3 separate regions of the Homo sapiens genome follow, and regions 1 and 2 are each linked to region 3. The links are chromatin contacts, found by Hi-C or POLR2A ChIA-PET in ENCODE. All regions are on one chromosome and are shown on one strand. Each heading gives the region's core, a stretch centred on a gene start or an enhancer-like site at or near the end of the contact. The rest is flanking DNA. Distances are from core to core; before and after follow the strand shown.

Region 1 (4,562 bases), core at 500-2,999, 280 kb before region 3:
TATATAGTATCTTATGGTACCTTTCCTCCATAGGGGCAGAGATTGAACCCGTTCAGGATGAAAAGAGCCATGAATTAGGCTGGGATTTTTTTTCTCTTTTTTTGATATAAAGTCTCACTCTGTCACCCAGGCTGGAGTGCAGTGGTGCAATCTTGGCTCACTGCAATCTCTGCCTCCCGGGTTCAAGCAATTCTCGTGCCTCAGCCACCTGAGTAACTGGGATTACAGGTGTGCATCACCATGCCCAGATAATTTTTGTATTTTTAGTAGAGATGAGGTTTCACTGTGTTGGCCAGCCTGGTCTCGACCTCCTGACCTCAAGCAATCCACCTGCCTCTGCCTGCCAAAGTGCTGGGATTACAGATGTGAGCCACCGCACGCAGCTTGGGATAATTTGTATAGCACGGTTGGTCCACAGTGGGACCATTTTAACTATATCTGAAGAGTTTCTGGTGTATGTGGGTGACGGCAGTGGGGACTGTGCCTATACTTGCTCTTATCATCTTATTGATTCCATTCTGTCTTTGCACAAATACTAATTACGTACTCTGTGTGTGTGTGCGCGTGCATGCACATAGCACTATTCTAGATATTATAATACTACTCAAAAATTTTGTCAGGGAACTTTTATCCTAGTTTGGGAGATAATAGATTCATGTTATGCCTTCTTGAAGTTTCTACTTCATCTTATGTTTCTCTTAAAGCAGTTATCACAGTGTGATGACGCATGTTTCCCATTAGCCTGTGAATTACTTGAGGAGATGATTGTGACATCGTTTTTGTGTCTCTAGCAGCAGCACAGCTCCTAAGACTGGTAGATTCTCAGTGAATATTTGAGTGAATGACTTATTACTCAGATAGAGATCTTTATCAGTGAGTTTCAATCTGGGTCCGTGGACTGGCTTCAAGGACTCCATGAAATTGCATGTGTCATTCTGTGGGCATGTATATTTTTCTAGAGAGGGTTTCATGGCTTTCATCAGGCTCTCCACCAAAGATACTGTTGGTTAAAAAAGGAAAAAAACACACACACAACCAAACTTTAAGATCCATCTTTCTAGAAAATGCAGTTCTGGGAAGACTTGGTGGAAGAAGTGGCATTGAAGTGTGCCTGGAAGCAGAAGCCTCAAATGATGGGGAGGAGCTGGTAAAAGGAGCATCAGGAACAAAGAGCCAGAGGCAGGGAGCACACAGGGAGCAGCCGTTCTTTGGGGTAGAGGTTGAAAAACTGTGAAAACATTAAAGGTGTAGGTAGAAGCCAGATTATTAGAAGAATAGAAGCTAGGATGTTGTCCCATTGACAGTTGGTTGCTACTGAAGACTTTTAAGCAAGTAATGACATGACCAGCAAATGGTTAGTGCTGCTGTGGTGTGGTAGATGAACTAGTGAGGAAGAGACTAGAATGGGGCAAGTGGTGTCTGTCCATTGCAGTGGTCCGAATGTGTTCCAGGTACATGGTGGTCATTCAGCAAATACTCATTGACCACTGCTTGGCAAAGAAATAGAAGCATTCTATGGTTTTTTTTTTTTTTTAATTGTGTTTATCATGTGTAGGCATGGACAAGGGGAATTGGGTTCAGGAAGTCACATGCTTTAAATGGGAGGCAGACCTGTCGCACAGTCACGCCTGCTCCCTGTGAAAATTAATGATCTGGGCACACATAGAGTTGCTCACCAATTTAGTATCAAGGGAGCTGCTGGGACCAAATCTGGTGAATCATCTTTATGTTTTGTTTTTCTTTTGCTGCAGACTGCAGGCAGCTGGAGCACAAAATCTGCTCAAATGTGATTCTTTCTGTGTGGTTACTTTAAATACCAAAAGGAAATGTTGACTTGAGCGATGAGGCGTACCCTGAAAATTAACTCTGTGGTTTGCAGATGCCTTTAAGGTTCCAATCATAAGACTGGTTTGTATATTAGCGTCTAGGCTCTCAGCAGGGACACTGGTAATCAAGCTTGTGTTCCCAGTCAGAAATCCAAAGAAACTCTTTTTCATCAGGGTGTTCAACCTGGGAAGCAAGGAGTGGGTGCAGGATCCCTCTGTTTCTGTTTGAGCAGTGGCACTCCCTCTGGCCTCTGGAATGGTAAATCTGCACCATTGCTAGCTTGGCTGTTTGCGTTTGGGGGCTGACTAGAATCCACTGTCATACACTACTTGTTCAGTTCAATATTTCTTGTGCTTTAAACAACATTTAAACCTAGATGGTAGGGATAAGATGATTCCTGCACTTAAAGAGCCTGTGATGTTTAGGAAACAAGGGAATGCAAGGCTCACCATGGAGGGTAGAAGAATGTTACAGATAAGGTTGTTTGGTGTTGTAACAAACACACAAGATGGAAAATCTATGTTGCTGCTATTAGCTACTATTGATTGAACACCTTCTTAGTTTCTATGTATATATAGATATATATATAGAGAGAGAGAGAGACAGGGTCTCGCTATGTTGCCTAGACTGGTCTCAAACTCCTGACCTCAAGCAGACTTCCCACCTCAGCATCCCAAAGTGTTGGGATTACAGGTGAGCCACCACACTGGTCCTAAAGACTTACCCTTTTTTTTTTTCTTTTTTTTTTTTTTGAGATGGAGTCCCACTCCGTTGCCCAAGCTGCAGTGCAGTGGCGTGATCTCTGCTCACTGCAGCCTCCGCCTTTTGGGTTCGAGCAATTCTCCTGCCTCAGCCTCCCAAGTAGCTGGGATTACAGGCATCCGCCACCAGGCCCGGCTAATTTTTGTATTTTTAGTAAAGGTGTGGTTTCACCATGTTGGCCAGGCTGCTCTCGAACTCCTGACCTGACCTCAAGTGATCCACCTGCCTCAGCCTCCCAAAATGCTGGGATTACAGGCATGAGCCGCCGCACCCAGCTGAACACTTTCCTCTTTATTGAGCACCTACTGTGTGCCAGGAACTCCTTTAGGTATTTTACTTACTCCATCACTTATTTTACAACATCCTTTCAATGTGGGGATTAAGGCCATAGGTTACCAGGTTACCAAGAAGCCAGATGGGTTCAGATTCAGATCTGCTCATGTACTTTTTGCTACCGCTTCGCAGTGTGGCCTAGGTTCTTTTGGCCTTGCCTATTTTATGGTCTTACTCAGTAATCCTTGTGGCAAATCCCACCCTTTCTTCCCTCCTGTCATTTCCTTTGCCTTGGTGAATCCTTCTCCTTTCCTCTCTCTCTATTCAGTTCCTACCCATTCTTGAAGACCAGTTCACATCTTTTTTTCTTCTAGTGAGTCTTCCTGGCTTATAGGATGCTCTGAATGTCTGTAGAACTCACTCTCTGGTTGTTCATTTGGAAATTAATGACTGTCTTGTGGTATGGTCTGTGTTGTTATGGTTGCGTGCACTTTTTATGTATAATTGTCTTGCTTCCTAACAAGATTCTCAATGTCCTGGAGTCATAGATGCTCAGAACTTTGTGGCTGGAGGTACCTTTGAACCTGGAGTTTCTAGTTCAACTCCTCATTTTACAGATTAGGAAACCAAGGCCCAGAGAGAAACTGAGGGCCTCTTGATTTTGCACTTTGCCACCTCCCCCGACACACCACTTTGCACATAGCTGGTGCACATAGCCCTGGGAGAGGGCTGGCATCTGGAAGATTGACAGTGTCAAGCGCTGTGATCTTGGGCAAGACTGTTCATCTCTCTGGCTCTCCCTTTTCTTCATTTATCCAAATGAGTGCAATAGGTTAGACTGTCTTTAAAGTTCCTTCTACTTCCCCCCTGCGTCTTCTGAGTCTAATGTAGTAGCATAAGATGATATGAGGCCATATAACATAGCAGCTCGTGGTATAACTCCGAGCCCAACCACCTGGCTTATTCATTTAGTAGCTGTGTACATTAAGTAATCCCTCTGTGTCTTTTTTTTTTTTTTTTTTTTTTTGAGACAGAGTCTCGCTCTATCACCCAGGCTGGAGTGCAATGGCACGATCTTAGCTCACTGCAACCTCCACCTCCCGAGTTGAAGCAATTCTCCTATTCAGCCTCCCAAGTAGCTGGATTACAGGTGCCTGCCACCACATCGGCTATTTATTTATTTATTTGTTTATTTCATTTTTTGTAGAAGATGGGGTTTCGCCATGTTGGCCAGGCTGATCTCGAACTCCTGACCTCAGGTGATCCACTGGCCTCGGCCTCCCAAAGTGCTGGGATTACGGGTATGAGCCACTGCGCCCATCCGCCTTTGCGTCTTAATGGCCTCACTGGCAAATGGGAATAATAGTAATATTAGATACCTGATAGGATTTTTGTGGAAATTAAATGAGGTTATTGATGTGAAGTTCTTACCACAGGGCCTGGCACGTGATAAGTGCTCAATAAATGTTGGAAGCTAGTGTTATTCTATGAATAGTCACTAAAGAAAACCAAATGGAAAGTGACAGAACTAGGGCCTGGCACCCCAACAAGCCTGGCACTCTTGCTTGTTGCCCTTGTTTTTGGAGAGTCTCAGCAGTTGCCCTTGAGCCCTACAGTTGTCATCTGTCGTCTTTTGAGGCCTCTCCTCATGGAATCGCTTGTTCCTTATCCCAGGGGGACCAGCAGGTCTCAGGAGGTGA
Region 2 (4,803 bases), core at 1,550-4,049, 320 kb after region 3:
AGTGGTGCGATCTCAGCTCACTGCAACCTCCACCTCCCAGGTTCAAGTGATTCTCCTGCCTCAGCCTCCCGAGTAGCTGGGAATACAGGCACATGCCACCACACCTAGCTAATTTTTTGTATTTTTAGTAGAGACAGGGTTTCACCGTGTTAGCCAGGATGGTCTCAATCTCCTGACCTCATGATCTGCCCGCCTCGGCCTCCCAAAGTGCTGGGATTACAGGTGTGAGCCACCATGCCCAGCCACTAAAAGTTTTTCATGATGATGGTCTTACTTACTATGGTCAAAGTAACTGATACAACATGAAGGGACTTGCCAAATCAGATCAGATACCGTGTTCTAACTCTTTTAATCCTTTTTACTACTTTAACAGTAACCAATTTTTTTTTCTTACAAAGAAGGTAAGGTGAAGGAATTCAGCATTAGGAGAGATAATTTATTCCAGGATTTAGATAACAAATTTAACATAACGTGGATGTTACAATATATCCTATTACTTCCTATTTCTTTCAAGTTATTTCCTATTTCTCTCAAAATTATTTCTCTAAAATCTATGGAGAGAAACAGTTAATAATTTTTTAGTTGCTTGTTATACTTACTCTTAGAAAAACCTGATTTACAATGCTTTTGTTTGCATACATAAAAGTTGTTAGCAGCCCAATTCCAAGAGAAATTCCTGTTAGAAAATAAGTTCCAGTTAATTGAAAGAAAAAAAAATCAAAGAGGATTATATAAGCTAACAATGACACAAATTAAAAATAAACATATACAATAATAAAAGCTCACAGAAAATAAGTAACTGGATGCATTAAGTAGATTACCAATAATGAAAGAAAATTAACTGAATTTAGGAATGAAAACAAGTCAATGTTTTATTATGTCCTACCTGTTATATGCTGCATAACAAGTTTGACGCTCAGAATCAAAATATATGGAAGACTTTTTTGCAGCCACTTGAAGAGATAGCGGAATTCTGAGAAGGAGCTACTACCATGATCTCCAGATTCTGCGGCAGTATCATCAGTCAGCCTTGCTTCACTGTGGGAGTGACCCCGTAAGCGACTGTGTACACATCCATGGGCACAGCTATGGACACCTGACCTTATATTTCTGGAGCTTGCATTTTCTGCACATTCTTTAGGTATGGAGTTTATCTGGATATGAACATCTCCAGAATGAGGGCAAGAACCCTCTCCTGTCAATCTTGTGTGGACACACTGAGGGGTTGAGGCATCCTCACTGCTTCCAGTTCCTGGAGGACTGTGCAGTTGGCTACGATTGGCTTGCATGGCCCTTAAATACTTTTTCTCTGACCCAGATGTCTTTGCTTCAGGCCTCTGTCTCCTAAAAAATCAAATAAAAGATATTCTAAGTAAACAGGCAGTTAAATACCAGCAGTATATTCCTCACTGGGTATCCTTTATTCACTAAAGGAGTAGCAAATAATCACAACAGATGAATTTTCAGGTTATTTATCACTGGACTCCTCCCTTCTCCCTTAATGCCAAGGCTCTGCTGCCCTACACAAATGATCTTTTAGGGAACATTTGCACCAAAAAAAAAAAAGTTGAGCTGCAAATGCTTCCAGTTCTCTAATGGCAGAAGGCATCCGCAAAACAGTCATGAAGTATGGGTACCCAGCAGATGTTAATGAGCACCAGTCCTCACTGGGTACTCTGGTACATTTACTTTTCCCAAATGGTGCAGTTTCATCTCTGATGTAGATTCTACATCAAAGAAGTTTCATAAGGAAGAGTGAGCCAGTATTTTTTAATGGTTGGAAATGTTAGGAAAAAAAACAACATTAAATCTTAATGCCTTATTATCATCATAGGTAACTAATAATAAACACTGCACTTAGGTGACCTACAAATTAGATTTTCTGCTCAAGCAGCTTTCCCAAAGCTCATAAAGTTTCCAATAATTAATGGTGCCACCAATAATATTACCTCCCCGCGCAAAAGAATGTTACCTAAATACATTTAAAGCATAGATACTTTGGAGAGTCACCACGTAATTGCTAGGTAACTCTTTAGTCTGAATAAGCAGTTACACAGTCCGCCCAATAAAATGCCACCGTCGGTGGTGTGTGTATTACGGAGGGAGGGGTGTGAGGAAAGAGGACTCTAGCAGAGAAAGATCTCTCTAATAAATGATCCAGTGTGGACCTCCTAGAAACAGAAGAACAGAGTCGGAATCCCAGCTGACAAAACGCAGAGGCTATCCCACACTGCCGTGCTTTTCCCGTTTGTCTAGGAGGAGGCTAGAGTTAACGTCAGGGAATGTTCTGTGTCATTCTATTTCACTCCCAGGACTGAACAGTGGTGCAGTCACCGTGTCTGGCGGTTTGGGTTTCAGTGCTTTTCACTAAAGGCTTTCACCGAGGCCCCGACGCCACGGGTGTTATTTCGTCAAAACTGAAGAGCGACGTTGGACAGCAGGCTTTCAGTGTCTTTTCTATAAATAACATAGAACCCTCCCACTTTCCTTCATGCACAGACAAGAAAGAGGAGAAAAAAGGGAAGAAAATTCAACACAACTCTTCCGGAATCTCCGAGGGCAGAGTTCTCCACCCACGTCCGAGCCTCGAGTGCCTATTCTCCCCAGAGCCCCCTGCGCCGCGGCCCCTCGCCGCCTCCTCCTCTGCCCGCTTCCCCCAGGCCTAACCTCTCATGACCAGAAGCGGACGGAGGTGTCGGGAGCGACAGCAAGAACAGCGGCATACACCGCCTCCAGCCCTTCAGTCGGGGCCATCAACCGCAAACCCCGCAAGCTCTTCTCTCAGCCCGGCGGCAACGGCGGCGGCGCGCGCGCTCCCCGGACGTTCTCACGCGCGCGCGCGCGCCCTGCCCCGGCTCCACCTCCTAGCCCCGCCCCCGCACCGCGCCGAGTGGAGAGCTCACGGCTGCCGGGGTGTTTTGGCAGCGAGAACAAGCGAGCTGCGCCTGAGAACGGCCTTCAGGCCTGGCGCTAAATAATAAGTCGTTGTTATGTGTTATGTATTTATGTGGCATCCACCACACGCCTCCGAGATCCTGGGCGTTTTGAGGTTAAAAATGTTCAGGCTTGGAGAACCTACCCCTGGAGGAGTGTTAGGGTTTCCGGGCTCGGATGTCCGCGAGCTTGACGCCTGACCTAGTTGTGTCTGTCTGGGCGGTGACGTTTGGTCTGAGCTGACCTTTCCTCACAATCGTGAATTTGGGCTGTGAGGATCAGGCCTTGTCAGAACCCGAGATGAGAGGAGAGAGGTGCGGAGAGTCTGCGTGGGGTGGAAGTAGAAGTTAGAGTTGAAAAACCTGTCTTGCGTGGGGTATAGAGGACCCTACTGCCCTCAAAATAATTATGTTAATCTAAAACTGTTCTAAAATTAAAAGGTTATTAAGAAAACGAAGTTTAGGTCGGGCGCAGTGGCTCACACCTGTAATCCCAGTATTTTGGGAGGCCGAGGCGGGCGGGTCACTTGAGCTCAGGAGGTAGAGACCAGCCTGGCCAACATGGTGAAACCCGTCTCTATTAAAACTACAAAAATTAGCCGGGGGCGTTGGCTCACACTTGTAATCCCCGCTACAGATACTCGGGAAGCTGAGGCATACGAGAATCACTTGAACCCGGGAGGTGGAGTTTGTAGTGAGCCAAGATCGTGCCACTGCACTCCAGCCTGGGCAACAGAGTGAGTGAGACTCGGTCTCAAAAAATAAATAAATAAAATAAATTCTGTTAATCTAAAACTGTTCTAAAATTAAAAGGTCATTAAGAAAACGAAGCTGAGGAGGGGAGTGGTAGCTCACACCTGTAATCCCAGCACTTTGGGAGGCCAAGGCGGGTGGATCACAAGGTCAAGAGATCGTGGCCACATCCTGGCCAATATGGTGAAACCCCGTCTCTACTAAAAATACAAAAATTAGCCGGGTGTGGTGGTGCGTGCCTGTAATCTCAGCTACTCGGGAAGCTGAGGCAGGAGAATCGCTTGAACCCGGGAGGCGGAGGTTGCAGTGAGCCGGGATTAGCCACTGCACTCCAGCCTGGCAACAGAGCGACACTCCGTCTAAAAAAAAAAAGGTTTAGGCCTGGCGTGGTGGCTCACCCCTGTAATCCCAGCGCTTTGGAAGGCCGAGGCGGGAGGATCACTTGAGGTCAGGAGTTTGAGACCAGCCTGGCCAACATGGCGAAACCCTGTCTCTACTAAAAATACAAAAATCACCCGGGCTTGGTGGCGGGCGCCTGTAATCCCAGCTACTCGGGAGGCTGAGGCAGGAGAATCCCTTGAACCCAGGTGGCGGAGGTTGCAGTGAGCTGAAATCGTGCCACTGCACTCCAGCCTGGGCGGCAGAAGGAGACCCCCACCTCAAAAAAAAACACATTGGCTTTCTTTTTTTGTTGGGGGTGGGGGTAGGGGTGGTCGGCGGTGGTAGAAGGCATACTTAAGTCTCTCTGTGCTTACTAATTTAAATCTTTCTGACAGATTTCTGGTTCAGTAAGGGTGAGAGCCAGGCTCCAGACTATAGTGAATTTTCCGAGGAGATATGTGTAAGTATTCTAACATTTCAACTATGTCGTGGATATTTTTAAACTTCAAAATGTGTGAACATTTAGGAAACAGGAAAAAAAACAGAATATAACATAATTCAGCCACAGCCACAATGCAGCACCAATATGTATTAGTACACTGATAATTTTAGTACATTTGGTACATTTGTAAATTTAGAATACCAAATGTAGTGTTTAAATTCTCATCTTGGCCAGATACTACGGTTCATTCCTATAATCCTAGCACTTTGGGAGGCTGAGGTGAAAAGGTCGCTT
Region 3 (4,509 bases), core at 1,612-4,111:
CCTTTTTTTGGACCCAGTTTATTGACTCCATATTCTTATAACAGCAAAATAAAAATTCTTTTAAGTTAAAAAAAACTTTATCATAGGAATTTCCAAGCATATGTTAAAATAGGATATCTCCAGCTTCAACACTAATGGCATTTTGCAGATTGAGAGGATAATAAAATGTAGCTGTAGTTTGGATACATGTATCCAGATATATTACATGTATTTCAGATATGTCCTCTGAAAATACCTGCAAGTTTATAGAGAATGTTGTATATGTCCTTTGACTTTATCCATGCTTAGTTCCATAGTGTATAATTCAGTTTATGGCTGGGTACAGTGGTTCATACCTGTAATCCCAACACTGGGAGGTCGAGCTGGGAGGATTACTTGAGCCCAGGAGTTCGAGACCAGCCTGGGTAACATAGGGAGAACCTGTCTCTTAAAAAAAAAAAAAAATTAGCCAGGCATGGTGGCGCCTGTAGTCTCAGGTACTGAGGAGGCTGAGGTAGGAAGATCACTTGAGCCTGGGAGGTCGAGGCTGCAGTGGTACCACTGCACTCCAGCCTGGGCAACAGGGCAAGACCCTGTCTCAATAAATAAAGAATAAAAATACAATTCAGTTTCTGTGGTATAGCTTATATGCCATCACACCTTTATAACTGACTGAGAATACTTTATGGTTACTATGTGCTGTTTTGAAAATAAAACCTGTTTAAAAATATGTTGCATTTTAAAAGTTTTAATCTATATTGATATTACTAGACATAGTTATATAGTTTGGCCACCCTGTTACATGCTCCTACTGTAAGGGTATACCTAAACCAGACTTGCAGTTAATAAGAGTGACTTGTCCTATTATTGTGTGCTTTGGCATATTTCTCTTTTGAGTATATAACAGGAAAATATGGGAAGAATTGCTGAGTGTTCTAGACATTCTCACTCAAAAGGAACATCAGTAAGGAAAACAATCTTACCTACCTTATTTGAAGAGGTGGAAGCAAATTTAACCTTCTCTTAGCCAATACGGTCACTTGAAGTTCTTTTTTTTTTTTTTGCCAAAGTCTTGCTCTGTCACTCAGGCTGGAGTGCAGTAGGGCGGTCTTGGCTCACTGCAACCTCCGCCTCCCGGGTACAAGCGATTCTCCTGCCTCAGCCTCTGGAGTAGCTGGGACTACAGGCGTGTGCCACCATGGGCCCGGCTAATATTTTGTATTTTTAGTAGAAACGGGGTTTCACTGTGTTAGCCAGGATGATCTCGATCTCCTGACCTCGTGATCCACGCCCCCTTGGCCTCCCAAAGTGCTGGGATTACAGGCATGAGCCACCACGCCCAGCCGAAGTTCCTGTCTTTTTTTCCTCACAATTAGGAAGGCTATATAGGAAGGAGCAGGGTCCTGTTCAGTTGTGTAAATGACCACCACTTAAGTGTGCTTTTTTAATATGTTTAAACATGTGCCATTATTAAGAATTTGACACGGCTGGACGCCGTGGCTCATGCCTGTATTCCCAGCACTTTGGGAGGCCAAGGCGGACGGAACATGAGGTCAAGAGATCGAGACCATTCTGGCCAACGTGGTCAAACCCCATCTGTACTAAAAATACAAAAATTAGCTGGACGTGGTGGTGCACGCCTGTAGTCCCAGCTACTTGGGAGGCTGAGGCAGGAGAATTGCTTGAACTGGGGAGGTAGAGGTTGCAGTAAGCCGAGATCATGCCACTGCATTCCAGCCTGGTGACAGAGCGAGACTCGGTTTCAAAAAAAAAAACAAAAAACTTGCAACTTCAGAATTATGTTCATGTTTGCTGGTGTTTTAACTCAAACTGGGACATAAATCCTAGGGAAGTAACCCATATCACTGTTGTTCTAATAACTGCATTCGTAGTAGAATAACACTACATTCACTAGTAGAGGCTGAGGGAGAGAGGAAAAGAAGGAATTACAGGTTACAGGCTACTTTTCTGTTCTTGTCTAGACTGAGGCTGACTGACTTGTCTAGACTGAGGCTGAGGCAGGTGGACCATGAGGTCAGGAGATCGAGACCATCCTGGCCAACATGGTGAAACTCCATTTCTACTAAAATACAAAAAATTAGCCGGGCATGTTGGCGCACTCCTGTAGTCCCAGCTACTCGGGAGGCTGAGGCAGGAGAATCACTTGAACCTAGGAGGCAGAGGTTGTAGTGAGCTGAGATCGAGCCACTGTACTCCAGCCTGGCTGGCGACAGAGCAAGACTCCATCTCAAAAAAAAAAAAAAAAAAAAAAAAGAGTTTGTCACTTGCCTCCTGTTTAATTTTGCATTTTTTAAATAAAGTATATCTATTCCACATGGACTATTTTGATTAGTACCAATACATTCCTGAAGGAGATCAAAGATATATATGCATAGCTCTCTTGGTAGCATATGTTTAATGAGAAAGTAATATAAGGATTACATAGATTAGGGTTGCAGGCAGTTCTGTCACTTTAAAGCCAGATCTTTTATTTACCTTATTTTTTAAAGTTTTTGCAGAGATGGGGTCTCATTATGTTGCCCAGGCTGGTATCAAACTCCTGGGCTCAAGTGATCCTCTCATCTCAGCCTCCCAAAGTGCTGGGATTATAGGTGTGAACCAAGGTGCCAGGCCAAATCTTTGTTGTTTTTTTTTTTTTTTTTTTTTTTTACAAGTAAAATACCCTGAGGCTGAAGGTCATTGCTAACTGATGCAGCGTGTTTTTCTTACTGCTTTTTTTCTGGGGATCTAACAAGGAATTGGAAACACAGGTTTTTGACTTTCCTTTTTCCTCCTCATTGTTTTCTGATAGTGTTTTCTTAAAGTCATCTTCCACCTGCCTCTGAAGTTGAGAAGTAGGAAGGAATCTGTTAGAATCACTTGGGGTTCAGTTAGTAGTGTCTGTGGTTTGCTTCCTTTTGTGGTTTTGAATTTAATTTCACTATTTGACTAACACTATTTTTACTCCGACTTCCTCAAACACTGTGGGACTTAAGCTGTGACAGGTGAAACTCAGTGCCTTAGATGAAGGCTTGGTAGAGACTTAGAAACATAGAATTCTTACAGGGTAGCTTAGGATTCTTACAGCATAACTTACTGCTTTTAGGTATATAGCTCTATGAACTTTATGAGCCCACTGGAATGTTTTCTCCAATTATCGGAAAGGATAATTATCAATTAAACTTAAGGAGTCTAAGGACCCTCTACTCAGAAAAATAGATGTGAGATCCTGTCTCAAAAGAAAAGTTAAAGTCAGGAAGAAGTTAAAATTAATGGTTTATAAGGCTTTACTATAACTAAATACATTATAAGTTACATACTTTAAAGCTAGTGTATTTGCCTTGCATTACAGCATATACTTGAGCTTGTAAAGCAGGTTAATCTACTTTATTACGATGTTTGTATTAATGGTTAGAGAGTTGTTTGACTTCTTGCCCCTATATTCAGTGACTGAGTTACTGTAACTACACTTTATAACTGAGTTATAACATTAATAACTTAATACCAGTAGTAATTGAGATAGAAGAGTGAAGAGAAAGTAAAATGTAGCCTTGTAGTCTTATGTTATATCTTATTCAGAGCCTGGCCTGGTTATGTTTAAGCACTATTAGCAGAAGAGTTTCAGAAGAGAATTTAAATAAAATACAGTTAACTTGGCTGGTTTAGTCCATAAGATAATAGTGACAGTGGTGGTGTTTGTGGAGGAAAACTGTATTGCTAGAGGACAAGGGTGACAGAAAGACTTGATTTTTTTTTTTCCATGCTTTTTCTTTTCTGGGGTGTGTGTGTGTGTGTGTGTGTGTGTGTGTGTGTGTATTTTGTACCATGCGAATTTATTATATTACCTTTGGAGGAAAGGGGGATAAAACTAGTCTGGCCAAGGCTAATAAAATAAAGCCTCCATGTAGCTTCTTTTAGTAGGACTTAATCTGTTACAACATAGTTAGTCACCCAGAGTATTAATAACCCACTATGGTAGAGATTTCTTCCTAGTAACAAGTGACTTTTGTTCTTACATACTTAATTGGTTTGCAAAGACCTACCATCTTTAGATCCACTATATTTGTTTAGCAGATACTTTAGTATTTTCTGAGTACACAAAGCAAATCTAATTCCATTATTTTCCTTGTTAAAATCCTTAAGTAGCTCCCTTCGCCTGTAGAATAAACTCAGGATTCTTACTGAGGTATGTTTAGCTTGTTGGTCTGGCCCTTGCTCATTTCTCTAACCTTAATTGTGTACTCCCTCAATCCTATAGTGTTACAAAAGTACTTGTAGTTCCCTTAGCCAACCACACTTTTACGTCTCTGTGCTTTACCACATGCTCTTTCTGTTGAGAATTCTCTCGCCTGCCTCCTTTGAACACATTGCTTTAGCTGTGTAGCCTTTGACAAGATCCCTCTTACATATCTTTGTTTTGGCACTTTTTGCACAGAATTAGAACTTGTTTGCTCTTGCTATTCAAGTTCCTTTATTTAGATCAAGAATTCTGTGACATTTTAGATCTTTTTATGCTTGTAACTTAATTTT

What was found. A loop is a pair of places that touch in the nucleus more often than their neighbours do. ChIA-PET counts read pairs that join two places held with the same protein, here RNA polymerase II (POLR2A). Pooled maps may share reads with other maps.
Region 1: a loop to region 3 is called in a pooled map, with 4 times the contacts of the local background. The contact joins two enhancer-like sites. A Hi-C loop is called at or near these places in 1 of 37 single-sample maps with no recorded cell type and 5 of 50 pooled maps. POLR2A ChIA-PET finds 5 or more read pairs at or near these places in 1 of 52 experiments (activated CD4-positive, alpha-beta T cell).
Region 2: a pooled map shows a loop between it and region 3 (4-fold over the local background). The contact joins the promoter of RNFT1 here to the enhancer-like site in region 3. A Hi-C loop is called at or near these places in 4 of 50 pooled maps. POLR2A ChIA-PET finds 5 or more read pairs at or near these places in 3 of 52 experiments (HEK293 and activated T-cell).

What each region holds. Positions count from the first base shown.
Region 1 is chr17:59,360,747-59,365,308 of GRCh38, forward strand. The region is part of intron 2 of YPEL2 (yippee like 2); the gene reads left to right. Among named protein-coding and RNA genes, the nearest start is that of MIR4729, 3.1 kb to the right of the region's middle. Within about 2 kb of position 1,750, at least 9 of the 41 ENCODE cell types and tissues checked have a DNase peak (open chromatin) inside an H3K27ac peak, as active enhancers do.
Region 2 is chr17:59,961,941-59,966,743 of GRCh38, forward strand. RNFT1 (ring finger protein, transmembrane 1) reads right to left here and starts at 2,800. Exons shown (of 9, transcript NM_016125.4): 1 at 2,668-2,800; 2 at 887-1,344; 3 at 600-676. The coding sequence starts at 2,723. RNFT1-DT (RNFT1 divergent transcript) reads left to right here and starts at 3,156. Exons shown (of 4, transcript NR_110815.1): 1 at 3,156-3,248; 2 at 4,463-4,527. It also overlaps the pseudogene TBC1D3P1-DHX40P1. RefSeq lists a silencer at 2,741-2,870 and an enhancer at 2,901-3,170.
Region 3 is chr17:59,639,375-59,643,883 of GRCh38, forward strand. All of the region lies in intron 1 of CLTC (clathrin heavy chain), which reads left to right. Among named protein-coding and RNA genes, the nearest start is that of CLTC, 22 kb to the left of the region's middle. RefSeq lists a silencer at 2,888-2,967. Within about 2 kb of position 2,862, at least 6 of the 41 ENCODE cell types and tissues checked have a DNase peak (open chromatin) inside an H3K27ac peak, as active enhancers do.